Linked DNA regions of Homo sapiens: region 2 is linked to region 1. The links are chromatin loops, found by intact Hi-C in ENCODE. Cell type or tissue: CD14-positive monocyte. All regions are shown on one strand. Each heading gives the region's core, and the rest is flanking DNA. Links, peaks and the distances in the headings are about the cores only.

Region 1 (2,911 bases), core at 266-2,765:
ATTAACCTCTGTAGGGAAGGCATTAGGTTCAAGAGGCTGAAGAAGAGACCCAGAGCCAGAAAACGAGACTTGGGGTTTTATTAGGGGATCACATGCAGGGGAGAGAGTCAATGACAGTGGGCTGGACAAGATATCTGTATGGTCTGGTGGCAGCAGGATGGGTAGGAGAACCAAAGCTGCTTGCAAACATCATGCAGTTTATACAGCATTTTCACTAACACCCTCCCCTTAATGACCTCCACCTCGCAATGTCCATTAAGGCTCCGGGCCTCAATCCTCTGTATGGCCCGTGTCCCACGGGATGGGCTGGGAGCTCAGATGTTACTCATAGACAAGGAATAAATCTCTGGATTGGCCACTCCTGGATTCCATAGCTGGGAGCACACATTCAGATGCATCTGTCATACAAGGTCATTCAGACTACAGGGACCTCCCCCGACCCTAGGTAACAGAGCTGAAGAGTGGCTGAACTAGAATTCAGTCCCGAGTCTTTCCAACTTGGAACTGACACAGTCATCTGAAGGCTACAAATAACGTTGAAGAGAAGATCATAAAGCTGGAGAATCCTGGCCATCTCTTAGTCCACACCTCACCCTTTCAGACGTGGCAGGGAGACCCTGAGAAGCTTAGTGTCTTGCCAAAGGCTATAGAGGTAAGATGGGACCGGGACCCTGCCTCCCAGGACAGCGACCTTTACAGTACACTAGTGGTTTTGTATGTCTGGGGCCACAGAAGCCCTTTTTCCAAAAAAGCTTGTGTACAACGGCTAAGCTCAGGTTGCTCTGCTTGAATCATGGGAGGAAGCCCCAGAGCCTGCTTCTGTCTTGTTTTCTACTTTTCTCTCTCCCAAGGCATTTCTGGGGAGCACGGTTTGAAAAACATCCTTTTTAATACTGTCTTTGAATGATTTTTTTGGTATGAAAATAAATTTTTAAAGTGAAATAAAAAAAAAAAAGAAAAACACTTGTCTATAGCACAGCTATCTCTGTGTGTGGGGTCCATCATTCTTTCTAGTTGCTTTGAGCAAACACAAAACCTCTAACTTCTTTTTTTAAAATGGAAGACTTGGGGGCCACCCTTTGTGCTGTGGTTTCTTTGGCCTTATCCCATTGTCCAGGGGAGGCATTGGTGATGGAGCTTGTTCATTTTTCTTGTGCTCATTGGATATGCGATCACAGAAGATGTATCTAGGACTCTGGAAGTCATAGAAACTCACTATTATTAGTCTGAGAAAAAAAATGGGGAAAGTATAGGGAAGAAAAAAATAATCCAAACATTGTTGGCTGGGTGTGGTGGCTCATGCCTGTGATCCTAGCACTTTGGAAGGCAGGAGGATCATTTGAAGCCAGGAGTTTGAGACCAGCATGGGCAATATAGTGAGACTCTGTCTCTACAAAAAGTTAAAACGAAATTGGCTGGGTGTGTTGGTGTGCACCTGTAGTCCCAGCTTCTCAGCAGACTGAGGTAGGAAGATCCCTTGAGGCCAGGAGTTTGAGGCTGGAGTGAGCTATGGTCACACCACTGCACTCCAGCCTAGGCGAGAGAGTGAGACCTTGTCTCTAAAACAACAGCATGAGCAACAATAACAACAACAACAATGAAGTTCATCTCCAATTTCTTATCCTGTCCTTCTCCAGCTGCCTCCCACCTGGGGTAGCCTCAGTGGAGAAGCACAGCTGCTAAACTAACAAGCGCAGTAAAGCTTCCTGGGCCGGATGCGCCATGAGAAGATGGGTAAAAACATTAGGAGCCATGCACCCATAAAGGAAACCAAACAGGAAATTTGATGTGAATCATCAGAAAGCACCCTGTATGGAGAGAAGGCTGTGGGGCTTAGTCAAAGACAAAGCACATGTTGTGTTGTTTAGGGATAGTGGATGGGAGAAATCATATTAGCTGAATCTATAATAAGATAGAAACATAGAGTGTCCAGATTCTTGTAAAGCAGATGGTAAATGAATTCTGCTCCTGGAGAAGGACAGTTTAAGGAATTGGAGATGAATTTCAGCTTTAGGTACTATAAGAAAAGGCCATATTGATTCACAAGACAGTGAAGCCAGGTGTTCTGTTTCCAAGGGGCTGTGAAAGCCTTTGGCAGACTGTGTAGCTTCGGTTCATTTTCTGTCCATTTATCCACTTATTTCTGTGGCACCTGCCACGTGGGGGCTGAGAGGCAGTTAGCATTATTACACCTGCTGGCAGGCAAGAATAATTGGAGTTGCACAAAGATAAGCAGGGTTCTGTTCAGTTAAGAGCATCGTCTGAAGTGAGTGAGGCTGTCTGCACACTGGGGTGCTTTGTGGGGGTCCTAAGAGTGGTCTCTCTGAGACAGATGGTCTCGTAGTCCCAAGTCACTACTCTAATTGGTTTCTCCCGCGTATGTAGGAGGTAACAGGGGAAGGTGGGAGCAGGTCATTAAGAACCTGTCACACTGACTGCAAAGTTAGAGAGGCTGAACACTGAGGAGAGACTGGGGCTTGTTTTCTCCCAAAGGACACTTTGGAGGCAACACTCACTGCCTCTTGCTCACACCAGCTACCACTCTGATCCTCAGAAATCACAACTTTTTGCAAGCCCATTGATACAAGCTTGTGATGCCAATACAGGTTGTCAAGGTGGTTTTGAAGATGTTCAAGTCATATCCCATGAGGACATTAACACGAGGTTTCAGTCTTAAGCAGAAGTTAGAGGAGAGAAAGATCTAAGTGTGGTGAAAAGAGTATTGGACATTGGAGAGGTGGTGTTAAGGGTCCCTCTTGATACTGGGCATAGGAGTTATCTTTTTATCTCTTTCCTTTCCTGTAATATAAAGGCTCTGGTCCAGAAGATCTCCGAGGCCATTCCCATCAATACTGGTGGCAGGAAACTGTCTCCTCACTGCTCCCTTACACCCATTCTCTCCCCTCTTAAG
Region 2 (2,911 bases), core at 195-2,694, 74 kb before region 1:
CCAAAGTGTGCAAGTGACAATCTTAACTTCCAGTTTAATGGAATTGTGTTGTGTCTCCTGGTGGCAGCGTTCCTCCCTCTGGGACTAAGATCTCAGAATGTAATGTCATGGGAACAGGAAGCAAAAATTTTGCTAGTGGGTCACTAAGGGTGATGGTTAGTGGTGCCACTTCCACTTTCCACCCCTTGATTCCTGGACCTGTGAATCCTGGCTGTGGGAGAAGCAGTACCATATATTGGATGCTGATTCAGAGCATACATGGCCTTCTGGAGAACTTTGCCCCAGCCCTGCAAAGTATTGTCACCTAGTTAGCATTGTAATTGTGACTTCAAAAGGCCATTCCACTGTTCTGTCAATCCAGCTGCTTCAGAATGATGGGGGACATGGTAAGACCAGTAAATTCCAAGAACGTGAGTTCACTGCCACACTTCTTTTGCTGTAAAATGAGTGTCTTGGTCAGAGGCAATGCTATGTGGAATATCATGACCGTGGATAAGGCATTCCATGAGTCCACAGATGGTAGTCTTGGCGATATTTTCTAATCCATACATTTACATACATAATTACTAAAATTTAAAAATCTTTGTCCTTGTACCCCCTAAAATTCATGCTTTTGGAATTATCAAGTTCAATCCCACATTTTAAAGACAAGAAAACCGATATTTATGACCACCCAGAAGCTGTGGGACTGGAACACTGGTCTTTGTTCCTACACCACTGCCCTCTCCTCATATTGAGGAATTCTTGTGTCCTTTAATACTAACCCAGCTGGCCATACCTCATAATGAATCACAGTATGATTTATTGGTAAAGTGGTTGGCATCTTTACTATAGGTAATTTACATGGTGGAGATGAATTGCAATCCTCAAATTTACATGTGCAAGACCTATGGAATTTTGTTAATCAAATGAAATTTCCACCCTTGGTTTGTTGTTGTTGTTATTGGCCTGCCTTTCTCTCTCTCTCTTTTCCTTCCTTCCTTCCTTCCTCTTTCTTTTTTCCTTCCTTCCTTCCTTTCTTTCTTTCTTTCTTTCTTTCTTTCTTTCTTTCTTTCTTTCTTTCTTTCTTTCTTTCTTTCTTTCTCTTTCTTTCTTTCTTTCTTTCTTTCTTTCTTTCTTTCTTTTTCCTTCTTTCTCTCTCTCTTTCTTTTTTTTGACAGGGTCTCACTCTGTTGCCCAGGTTGGAGTGCAATGGCACAATCATGGCTCACTGCAACCTCTGCCTCTCAGGTTCAAGCGATTTTTGTGCCTCAGCCACCCGAGTAGCTGGGATTACAGGCATGCACCACCGTGCTTGGCTAATTTTTGTATTTTTAGTAGAGACTGGCTTTTGTCATATTGTTATCCTGTTGGCAGCGTTCCTCCCTCTGGGACTAAGATCTCTAGCCCAGCAGAATGTAATGTCACCAGAGATGGCTAGGCTGGTCTCGAACTCCTGACTTCAAGTGATCCACCTGCCTTGGCATCCCAAAGTGCTGGGATTACAGGCATGAGCCACCATGCTCAGCCTAAAATTTCTACCCTTAAGCTTGCATCCCACCAGCTTGGCAGGAAATCTAACTGTAGTCATACTTAGAGCTTCCCCCGTCCTCAACCCCAGATGTGTGAGTCCAGGAGTCCCAGGCAGAAAAGGCTGTTAGTCACAGCCCACAGTGGTTACAGCCTCTGCCAGCCCATTGGTTCTTTCTCTCCTGTGCTCTGCCGCTTCTGGGCTGTCCGGGGATCTGGGACTCTGGTCGAGTGGGAAGGCCTCTGCCTGAGCTATAATCACACTCCAGCTCCCAGGAGTCATTCCTTTGGAGAGTTGTCCCTGTTTGGCACAGGCTGCGTGCATCTGCTTGTACATTTTTCATGGGTGTGGGCTCTACAAAAGACAGAATCTTGGACACCAGGGTGCTTCTGCTTTTTGCAAAGCGTTGATTCCCAGGGCAAGAAGTCATAAAACCTGGCTCCCTGCTTAAAATGAGGGAAAGGGAGAATATAGACGCTGTGGTCTAAGTGTCCTTCAATATTCATGTGTTGAAACTTAATCCTCATTGTGGTGGTAGTAAGTGTTGGGGACTTTTGGGAAGTGATTTACTTGGGAGGGCTCTGCCCTTTTTGCACTCTTCTGCTCTTCCACCATGTAAGGACACAGTGTTGGCCCTCTCTGGAGGACACAGCAACGAGGTGCCATCTTTGAAGCAGAGAGCAGACCTTTTCAGACATCGCATCTGCTGAAGCCTTGATCTTGGACTTCCCAGCCACCAGGACTGTGGGAAAATACTTTTCTGTTCATTGTAAGTTACCCTGTCTAAGGTATTTCATCATAGCAGCATAAACAGGCTAAGACAATAGGGAAAAAAGATAGTTTAGTAAGTTGCCCTTGCACTCACAAAATAATTTAACTTTAAAAAATACATAATAATTTAAAATGGTAAACTTTGCAGAAATGGTCCTCAGTGATGTCACAAGTGGCTGTGAGCATGTTCTGTGAACTGTTCTTACACAAAACAAGCCTGCCTTTGACACCTTTCTTCCCCCAAACCAGCTGGTAACACAACCCTCGGTGAAAAAGTATTGCACTTTTTAAGGGGTAAATTCTTCAGGTATAAGATCAGTGTTTCATGCGTAGAACTTGCTTAGCCATGACTGAAATCCTATATTTAGCAATTTCCTTTTTAATTGTTGTGCCCACCTCCTTCCCACTGGGTTTAAGGCTAGTACAGACACTTGGGCACCTTGTGCCTGGCCCCATTGGTGTCCCCTGTGAGGGCTGGTGAGGGCCGATGGGCACCCTGGCCTGGCTGGGTTCTCTTTGCTGATTGATAGCTGGCTGTGTGGAAGATGACCTGAGTTCACAGAAGCTGGCCTAGCCCCTGCTCAGGTGTGAGCCAAGGATGTTGAGGCTGTTTCCTGCTGTGGGGAAGGT

What was found. A loop is a pair of places that touch in the nucleus more often than their neighbours do. Peaks named below come from ENCODE experiments on the same cell type or tissue, not always from the same donor. Only the 100,000 strongest peaks of a DNase experiment are listed, where the experiment ranks them.
Region 2: a loop joins it to region 1, with 2.8 times the contacts of the local background. A loop is called at or near these places in 2 of 110 quality-filtered maps.

Annotation. Positions count from the first base shown.
Region 1 is chr6:111,991,327-111,994,237 of GRCh38, forward strand. No RefSeq gene overlaps it. Among named protein-coding and RNA genes, the nearest start is that of CCN6, 61 kb to the right of the region's middle. RefSeq lists an enhancer at 1,662-1,811. In CD14-positive monocyte, for the core only: no CTCF peak of the experiment used is centred there; a DNase peak (open chromatin) is centred at 1,795; H3K27ac peaks cover 1,483 bases.
Region 2 is chr6:111,917,317-111,920,227 of GRCh38, forward strand. No RefSeq gene overlaps it. Among named protein-coding and RNA genes, the nearest start is that of LINC02527, 9.4 kb to the left of the region's middle. In CD14-positive monocyte, for the core only: no CTCF peak of the experiment used is centred there; a DNase peak (open chromatin) is centred at 1,615; H3K4me3 peaks cover 542 bases; H3K27ac peaks cover 816 bases.